2 separate regions of the Homo sapiens genome follow, and region 2 is linked to region 1. A link is an interaction called in ENCODE POLR2A ChIA-PET data of the cell type or tissue named here. Cell type or tissue: K562. All regions are shown on one strand. Links, peaks and the distances in the headings refer to the core of each region. The heading gives the core; the rest is flanking DNA. Region 1 overlaps UQCC1 (ubiquinol-cytochrome c reductase complex assembly factor 1). Region 2 overlaps MMP24-AS1-EDEM2 (MMP24-AS1-EDEM2 readthrough).

Evidence for each region. ChIA-PET counts read pairs that join two places held together with the same protein. Peaks named below come from ENCODE experiments on the same cell type or tissue, not always from the same donor. Only the 100,000 strongest peaks of a DNase experiment are listed, where the experiment ranks them.
Region 2: POLR2A ChIA-PET joins it to region 1 with 6 read pairs; 4 of 35 experiments call an interaction of 5 or more read pairs at or near these places.

The regions. Positions count from the first base shown.
Region 1 is chr20:35,361,450-35,365,838 of GRCh38, forward strand. All of the region lies in intron 6 of UQCC1 (ubiquinol-cytochrome c reductase complex assembly factor 1), which reads right to left. Among named protein-coding and RNA genes, the nearest start is that of UQCC1, 48 kb to the right of the region's middle. In K562, for the core only: no CTCF peak of the experiment used is centred there; a DNase peak (open chromatin) is centred at 1,972.
Region 2 is chr20:35,136,524-35,140,912 of GRCh38, forward strand. MMP24-AS1-EDEM2 (MMP24-AS1-EDEM2 readthrough) reads right to left here. Exons shown (of 15, transcript NM_001355008.2): 9 at 1,357-1,482. EDEM2 (ER degradation enhancing alpha-mannosidase like protein 2) reads right to left here. Exons shown (of 11, transcript NM_018217.3): 5 at 1,357-1,482. Among named protein-coding and RNA genes, the nearest start is that of EDEM2, 8.6 kb to the right of the region's middle. In K562, for the core only: no CTCF peak of the experiment used is centred there; no DNase peak of the experiment used is centred there.

The DNA.
Region 1 (4,389 bases), core at 222-4,221:
TGTTTAATGTCTCTCTTCTCACCTAAGCCTTAAGAGGGCACGAAATAAATTTGTCTGCTGTACACAGTACCTTCAATCAAGAGAATAAATGCCATAATTTTATGAATCTATGTTTAAGTAGGTACTTTAGTATTAATTAACATTAATTTAAGTATTTAATTAGTTACTTTAGTAGTTATAATTACTAAAGAGGAAAGCAACTTAATGCTTTCAGTTAGCCAGACCAGCACCTGAATTTCCTCTCCACCACATTCTAACTACTTCTTTGGGAAAGTTCTCTGACTTCTCTAAGCCCCTGATCCCTCATATGTAAAATGAGAATAAAGTAGTTGTGAGCATGTGTGAAATAATGTATGTAAATAAATAAATGATAATATACATAAAACACCTAGTAGTAATTGTATTTATGAAATACCTGACTTTAAAATAATCTTTAAAAACAGACTACATTTTACTCCCTCTCCATCGTACCTCCATCATAGGTATGTTCCAATTTTATTTGTTCCATTCCATTTTGTAAAATTAATTTCTGCACTGAGAAGGTACTAGTGCTCCATGACAATTTGAAAAGGGGAGTCTCTACAAATCTGTTAACACTTACAATGCCAACACAAATTCCAACTACATAAATCTCCCTGCCCAGAAGGGAAGGTTTCAAAGCAGAGATAATACCTGAATTGGATACTGAAGGAAAAACAGGAATTTGTCAAGTGGAGAGGCGGGGGAAGGGCCTTCTAGGCAGAAGAAACTTTGTGCAGAAGACTTGATATTTCTACTACATAGTTTTGCTTTTTCTTGCAGAGAAGGGAGTAGTGATGGTAATAGTGCCTAAAATAGCAACAAATGAGACTAGTAAAGGCACCATAGGTCACATTTGATCAGATGTGAATGCCATGATATGAAACTTTTATTTTATTTTATTTTCCGAGATGAAGTCTCGCTCTGTCGTCTAGGCCGGAGTGCGTGGCGCCATCTCGGCTCACAGCAACCTCAGCTTCCCAGGTTCAAGCGATTCTCATGCTTTAGCCTCCTGAGTAGCTGGGACTACAGGTGCCCGCCACCATGCCTGGATAATTTTTTTGTATTTTTATTAGAGACAGGGTTTCACCATGTTGGCCAAGCTGGTCTTGAACTCCTAACCTCAGGTGATCTGCCCACCTCAGCCTCCCAAAGTGCTGGGATTACAACCGTGAGCCACTGGGCCCGGCCAAAACTTGTATTTTATTCTGAGAACAATGGAGAACATTAAGGAGTGAGTGCATGTGTGTGCGTGTGTGTGTGTCTGTTTGTGTACTGACCCCATTTGTACTGAGAAGGCCAATGGAATGGGGATAGGGAAGCTAGAGGCCAAAGACCACTTTTCAAGTACTGTTGGTTGCAACTCAGTGAAATCAATTTAGTGGGTGACATTATCAATGTCTGTTTAAAATGAATTCAAATGGAATAGAAAATATCAGGGGTTCCCTCTCTCAGCCTTGGAGCCTCCTCCCTCTGTCTCTGTACAGGGGAGCTGCTTCTTTCTTCCTTCCCCCTTCTTTCTTTTCTTTCTTGCCTATTAAACTCCTTGCTCCTTAAAACTAAAAAAAAAAAAAAAAAAAAGAAAGAAAGAAACAAAAGAAAATATCAGAGATTACCTGACATTATAAGGATAAATTTTACAGAACTTCTGTATCAGATTCATGTGTCCATTCTGGTCACAAAGTAACATGCATTTGTTACGATGGGTCAGAGTCAAAAAAATTTTGAGTTAGGTGACTGAGCAGGTGAAGGGGTGAGAGAAGAGACAAATGAGGGCTCCCAGGTTTCTGGTGTGGGCATGATGCCAGTGGCCAAGACAGGATATAGGGGAGGAGGCCTGCTTTTATCAAGTCCACGTGGGGATGCTAGACAGCGCAGACAGTGGCCTCTCTCAGCATTTTTTCAGCAGCCACAGTCAATACTAATCTTGTTCAGCAAAGACAATGAACACATAGTCATTGCAGCTGCAAGCTCAAGTGAGTATACAACTGATAAGGGTCCTCTAGGAGCTGGAGGGTGTCCCAGTCCTAAATCCTAAACCACAGAAAAACTGTGAAACTAAAAAAATCAGACAGGATAAGTGAAACACCATTTCCTCCAGGGAACTAACAGGGTGTGAGAAATCTTGTCCTTATTCTAAGAGTCAACAGGGAACCCTTACCCTTGGGAACCTAAGCAAACCTTCTGAAATGTCAGCGACCAGGGTATTTTTGTTTATTAGTAGTTTGTTTGGTTTTGGTTTTGTTTGGCGGAGGAGGCATTATTTCTACTTTTCTGTTTTCTAAGCCTCCTCCCCCACCCCACACTACCACCTCCAAGAGGTACTTCAACCCCTATGCCTCCAGCAAGTCCACTGAGTCCTGTAATCTTGATGTGGCTATCCTTCGGTTACCCTCCTGGAGCTTCAGGCTAAGAGAGCAGGGCCAATAGAACATGGCTTCTCCACAGACTTGGGGTGGATCCATCATTCCTCCTAACAGCCTGCCCACCCCGCCCCTGCACGATTCCATTAGAAGAAAGACTTCTCCGATTCTTGGAGGATCACAGCACAACTGAGCCCCAAACTAACTACTTTCCTGGTGACCCTTCCACTACATTCCTCAATAAACCTGCCCCAGACACATCAGGCAACTGGCTGCCCTCAAATACTCCATGTTCTTGTACACATTCTATCTTTTGCTCCTATTATTCCCTCAATCTAAAATGCCCACCCTTTCTCTGACAGAAATTCTAGTCACTCTTCGTGGTGCATCTCAAATGTCACCTCTACCACAAAGCCACTCTTTATCCAACACTCCACCCCATCACCAAATCTGGATTTAGTTACACCACTTTGTGCTTCCACTGCATCTGCCTGTGTCTTGGGCACAGCATTTCTTTCACTGGCATGCATTATAGGCAATCGTGCTTTATGTCTGTTTTCCATTAGACTTACATTTCTTGAAGATACAGACACAGAGTCTGTATCTGATTTGCCCAAAAGAAATTACCAGAAAAGAATGCATGTCATACCCTTCTCTCCAACATCCCATGGTCCTGCACACATAGGAGGTCCTCAAGAAGAGTGCTGATTCAAACTGAAAAGCTACAGATTCTTTCCACCAAAACCTGCATATCATCAGAACTAGGCGAGAGAAAGAGTGGAAGGGGAATCAAGTATAGATTTGAAGCAGACAGCTTCCCTCTCTCAATTGAACTGGGGGTGGTACACCCTACTCCTCAGAAATTAAACCAACCTCAGCAAGGAAGATTAAGCAGGCACAGTTTGGAAACTTTAAAGAACTATAAGTAGTTTCAAGGTTCTCCCATCTGCTGTTAGTCAGGTATTGACCTTGGGATGTGGTCACAGGGATTATATATTTTATTTTATTTTGCCATCCACTCCCTCTAACACTGATACCTCTAGCTATATGGGCAATAAAGAGTCTTTCATACAGGTTCTGAATATTATCTTTGAGTTCCCCTAGCCTTCTTGCAACCCTCCCACCTTTCCAGTGAGTAATTTTACAGTGCCACCTCTACAGTCCTCCTCTCCTAAAAAAGCACTTTTTCCCTTCAATATATGCAGCTTCCTTCCCTGAACGCTATGCCTTACCCTTCACCATTCAGACAACAAGATGGCAGGCAGTGTGCCTTTTAAGCTACCTGATGCGTGGCACATTTCAAAGAACTAACAGGTAGAAGTATAAGGGTTTTGATAGTTGCAGCTTCCTTTGTGATCCTATAAGTACTTCTTACTCATATTTATTATATAACTTAGGCATTCTGATTTATAATTGACCATTTTACACATCTTATCTCCCTCACTAGACTGTGAGCTTCTTGAGAACTATTCCCTAGTTCCCACAAAGTGCCCAGGATATGGTGTGCACTTACTAAACTACTGCTTAGAAAAAGATAGCATAGGCTGGGCACGGTGGCTCACGCCTGTAATCTCAGCACTTTGGGAAGCCGAGGTAGGTGGATCACTTGAGGTCAGGAGATTGAGACCAGCCTGGCCAAGATGGTGAAACCCTGTCTCTACTAAAAATACAAAAAAATCATATGGGCGTGGTGGTGGGCTCCTGTAATCCCAGCTACTCGGAGGGCTGAGGCACAAGAATCACTTGAACCTGGGAGACGGAGGTTGTAGTGAGCCACAACTGCACCACTGCACTTCAGCCTAGGCAGCACAGTGAGACTATGTCTAAAAAAAAAAAAAAAAAAGCATAAAATAAACTGCCACCTTAGGCCCCTAAGCCAAACTCAGTGTAACTGTGTGAGTACAGAGGAAGAAACATTTCAGAGGTGATCAAAACCAAAAAGTATATAGTAGTCAGTTGTATGATGCAAAGGTTCAGCTGAAGGCAGTCTCAAACAAGGGTCCTTTTG
Region 2 (4,389 bases), core at 158-4,157, 220 kb before region 1:
AGGCAGATGGATCACTTGATCCCGGGAGTTCAAGACCAGCCTGGGCAACATGGTGAAACCCCATCTCTACAAAAAAAAATTTAGCCATGCATGGTGGCATCTGCCTGTAATCCCAGCTACTCAGGAGGCTGAGGTGGGAGAATCAACTGAGCCCAGAAGTTCGAGAGGCTGCAGTGAGCCATGATCACGCCACTGCACTCCAGCCTGGGCGACAGAGCAAGACCCTGTCTGAAAAAAAAAAAAAAAAAAAAATTAAGAAAGAAAAGGGATAAATAAGTGAGATGGCCAAGAGGTGATGGAAAGCACAGTGTGACGTGTCTGGGTGTGAACAGTCCTCAGAGCCTCCACCACACCCTGAAGGGAACACAGTGTACAGTTGATGCTACTGAGCCTGGTGTTACTGCCCCACTAGACAAAAACATGGAGGCTTGACCTGCAGCCCTGGACACAGCTTAGCCACAAAACAAATCCCTCTCGTTTTAAAAGTGTTGGACGTTCTCTAAGCAGTTTCTCCTTCCTGACCTCATTTTAGCCTCTCCAAAACCCGATGTGGTAGGGAAGTAGAAATTATGATTCTCATTTGATAGATGGGGAAACCAAACTGTGGAGAGAGGCCAGACACAGTGGCTCATGCCTGTAATCCCAGCACTTTGGGAGGCCGAGGCAGCCAGATCACTTGAGGTCAAGAGTTTGAGACCAGCCTGATCAACGTGGCGAAACTTCATCTCTACTAAAAAATACAAAAATTAGCTGGGCATGGTGGCAGGCGCCTGTAATCCCAGCTACTCAAGAGGCTGAAGCAAAAGAATTGCTTGAACCCAGGAGGCGGTGGTTACAGTGACTTGAGATTGTGCCACTGCACTCCAGCCTGGGCGACAGAACAAGACTCCATCACAAACAAACAAACAACAAACTATGAAGAGAAAGAGTGGCTTGGTCACGATGTTGGCTGGCAGAGCTGAGTCTAGAATCCAGGGCTGCTAATGCTCACACCAACACCCTTCCCTGGGCCCCTGTTACTCCAGCAGTGTGTGGAATAACTGTAGTACCTGGAAGGGGACAAATGGGCTCATTCAAAATAAGGGTAATGGCCTTCCACCCACCAGGCTGGCCACCTTCAACCATCCCCTGCAAACAATAATGAGGTCAACTCATCCATCCGGGTCAGGGCCCCAGCAGGCCCTTAAAATGCCCAGGACACTCCTGATTTCCATGGTGGGTGCCTGGTGGGTAGAAAGACCAAATACACCTGGTGAGAAATACCAGGAATTAATTCAGCACTGCCACTCTCATCTTCAGCAAGGGAAGCAGGACCTACTGGACTTCGTCTCTGCCCCATCTCTGTGTGGGTCTTACCTGGGAGGAGTTTTCGGGCCGCCTCCTCAGCCATTCTCAGGAGAGGCCCGGAACAGGGCCATCCAGCCTCTACTTCCACCCCAGCCTTCTTGGAGAGCAGATGAGCAGACAGGAGTCCTCCTACCACTACAGATGGCACAGAAAGCAAATGGCACAGTCCAAAGGGAAAGACCAAGGGATCAAGGATCTTTCCCCTGTGCGAGTTAAACATAAACACTCTATTGTGGGGCGCATGTTCTCAGGACCTCCTGAAGCTATTTCACGGGTAAAAACAAACAAACAAAAACCTCACTCTGTTGGGGTGGCTCACTGGGAAGGAGCTAGAGCCACCCAGCGAAAAAAGAGTCCCTTAATCCCACATATTTCTATGGTGTTAAGTTTATGGGGTTTTCTTCTCTTGGTTCATCACAGGAACAGTGGCTATTTTTTGTAAGTCCCTATTGTGTACCAAGCACTAAGTACTACTGTCCCCTCTTCGTATGAAGATACTGAGGTTCCATGAGATAAAGTGACTTGCCCCAGGTCACCCATCTAGTAGGTGGTAGGGCTGAGTATCTTTGATTCCAAAGCCCATGCTCATTCCATTTGTCACTCTGTCTGTCTCCCAGTCACCTGTCATACCTGGGGGGAAGGGGTAATGATGGTTATTACCTTTATTTTACTAATTTATCTATTTCAACTTATTATGCAATATGTAGAACTTTTTTTTTTTTTTTTTGAGACGGAGTCTCGCTCTGTCACCTAGGCTGGAGTGCAGTGGCGCGATTTCGGCTCACTGCAAGCTCCGCCTCCCAGGTTCACGCCGTTCTCCTGCCTCAGCCTCCCGAGTAGCTGGGACTACAGGAGCTCACCACCATGCCCGGCTAATTTTTTTGGATTTTTTTTTTGTAGACACGGTGTTTCACTGTGCTAGCCAGGATGGTCTCGATCTCCTGACCTCATGATCCACCTGCCTCAGCCTCCCAAAGTGCTGGATTTACAGGCATGAGCCACCGCACCCGGCCTACTTAGAACTTTTAAAAAGACACAAAGGTTCTTGGAAATACAGCTAAATAGATATCCTGAGTGGCCCTCTCAATGAAAATAACTGGTGACCCTAAGTTTCAAAATTCCCCTCCTCCCTGCAGAGGGGGAATAGGAGACCAAGGTCAGACCTGCCCCAAGTGGAAGTCTGATAAAAGGTCCCTATGCAGGCCAGGCATGGTGGCTCACATCTGTAATCCCAGCACTTTGGGAGCCGAGGTGGAGATCACGAGGTCAGGAGATGGAGACCATCCCGGCTAAAATGGTGAAACCCTGTCTCTACTAAAAATACAAAATATTAGCTGGGCGTGGTGGCAAGCGCCTGCAGTCCCAGCTACTTGGGAAGCTGAGGCAGAAGAATGGCTTAAACCCAGGAGGTGGAGGTTGCAGTGAGCCAAGATTGCACCACTGCACTTCAGCCTGGGTGACAGAGTGAGACTCCGTCTCAAAAAAAAAAAAAAAAAGTCTGGGCACGGTGGCTCATGCCTGTAATCCCAGCACTTTGGGAGGCTGAGGCAGGTGGACTGCCTGAGCTCAGGAGTTCGTGACCAGCCTGGTAAACACGGTGAAACCCTGTCTCTATTAAAAATACAAAAAATTAGCCGGGCATGGCGTTGTGCGCCTGTAGTCCCAGCTACTCGGGAGGCTGAGGCAGGAGAATTGCTTGAACCCAGGAGGCGGAGGTTGCAGTGAGCTGAGATCATGACACTGCACTCCAGCCTGGGCGACAGAGCGAGACTCCATCTCAGAAAAAAAAAAAAAAAGAAAAGAAAGAAAGAAAAGAAATCTACATGTATGTACCTTATGGTAAAACTGCAGAACACCAAAGGGAAAAATGATCTCGAATGCAGCCAGAATCCATGTAATAATAATTATTAATGCTGGGTGATGGGCACGTCTGGTTCATTATGCTATTTTCTCTACTTTTATGTTTGAAGTTTTCCATAACAAAAAGTTTTTAAAAGGAGAAGACAGCCAAAGTGAAAACCAAAACAAGATTCTCTACAAATAAATAATAATTACATTGACAGATTACTTCTTAACAATAATGAAACCAGAAGATAATGGAAAAAGTTTTTAACACAATAAGAGAAAGTAACCATCAACCTAGAACCATACACCCAGCAAAAATATCACTCAAAGGCCAACCAAAGGCAGTTGAATAAAGACATTTTCATATAAACAAAAGCTGGGAATGTTTATGAAGCACACACCTGCATTAAAGGAAATTCTAAAGGAAATACTTTAGAGAAAAGGTCTGAGACACGAAAAGAAAAAATAGTCAAAAAAGTGGTAAATAGGCCAGGCACAGTGGCTAAACCTGTAATTCCAGCACTTTGGGAAGCCAAAGCAGGTGGATCACTCAAGATCATGAGTTTGAGACCAGCCTGGCCAATGTGGTGAAACACCATCTCTACTAAAAATACAAAAATTAGCCTGGTGTGGTGGTGCACAACTGTAATCCCAGCTACTCTGGAGGCTGAGGCAGGAGAATCGTTTAAACCCAGGAGGTGGAGGTGAGCCAAGATCGCGCCACTGCACTCCAGCCTGGGTGGCAGAGTGAGACTCTATTTCAAACCAACAACAACAAAAAAAGTGGTAAATTTATGTGTAAATGCAAAACTTCAACAATATAGAACAAAAATTATAATGTATGGAAGGTTTAAAACAAATAACTAAAATATATAACTGTAGCATATAGGTCAGGATGTTCTCTAAGTCAGGTTTTGCATTATTCAGGAGGAGAACAAAGATTTTCATTAAATTTAGACTTTGATAAGTTATGTTTGTTAAATTTGCTTGGAAAACTATGTAAAAAGCTAGATATTGTGCATAATTTCCATATTAGTAAGAGGAAAATGGAATGGGGGGAAAACAATCTAAAGAAGGCATGAAAAAGGACAGAATAAAGGAACATAAAGAAGATGGCACAGGGCCAGGTGCAGTGGCTCACACCTATAATCCCAGCACTTTGGGAGGCTGATGGGGGGCGGATCACCTGAGGTCAGG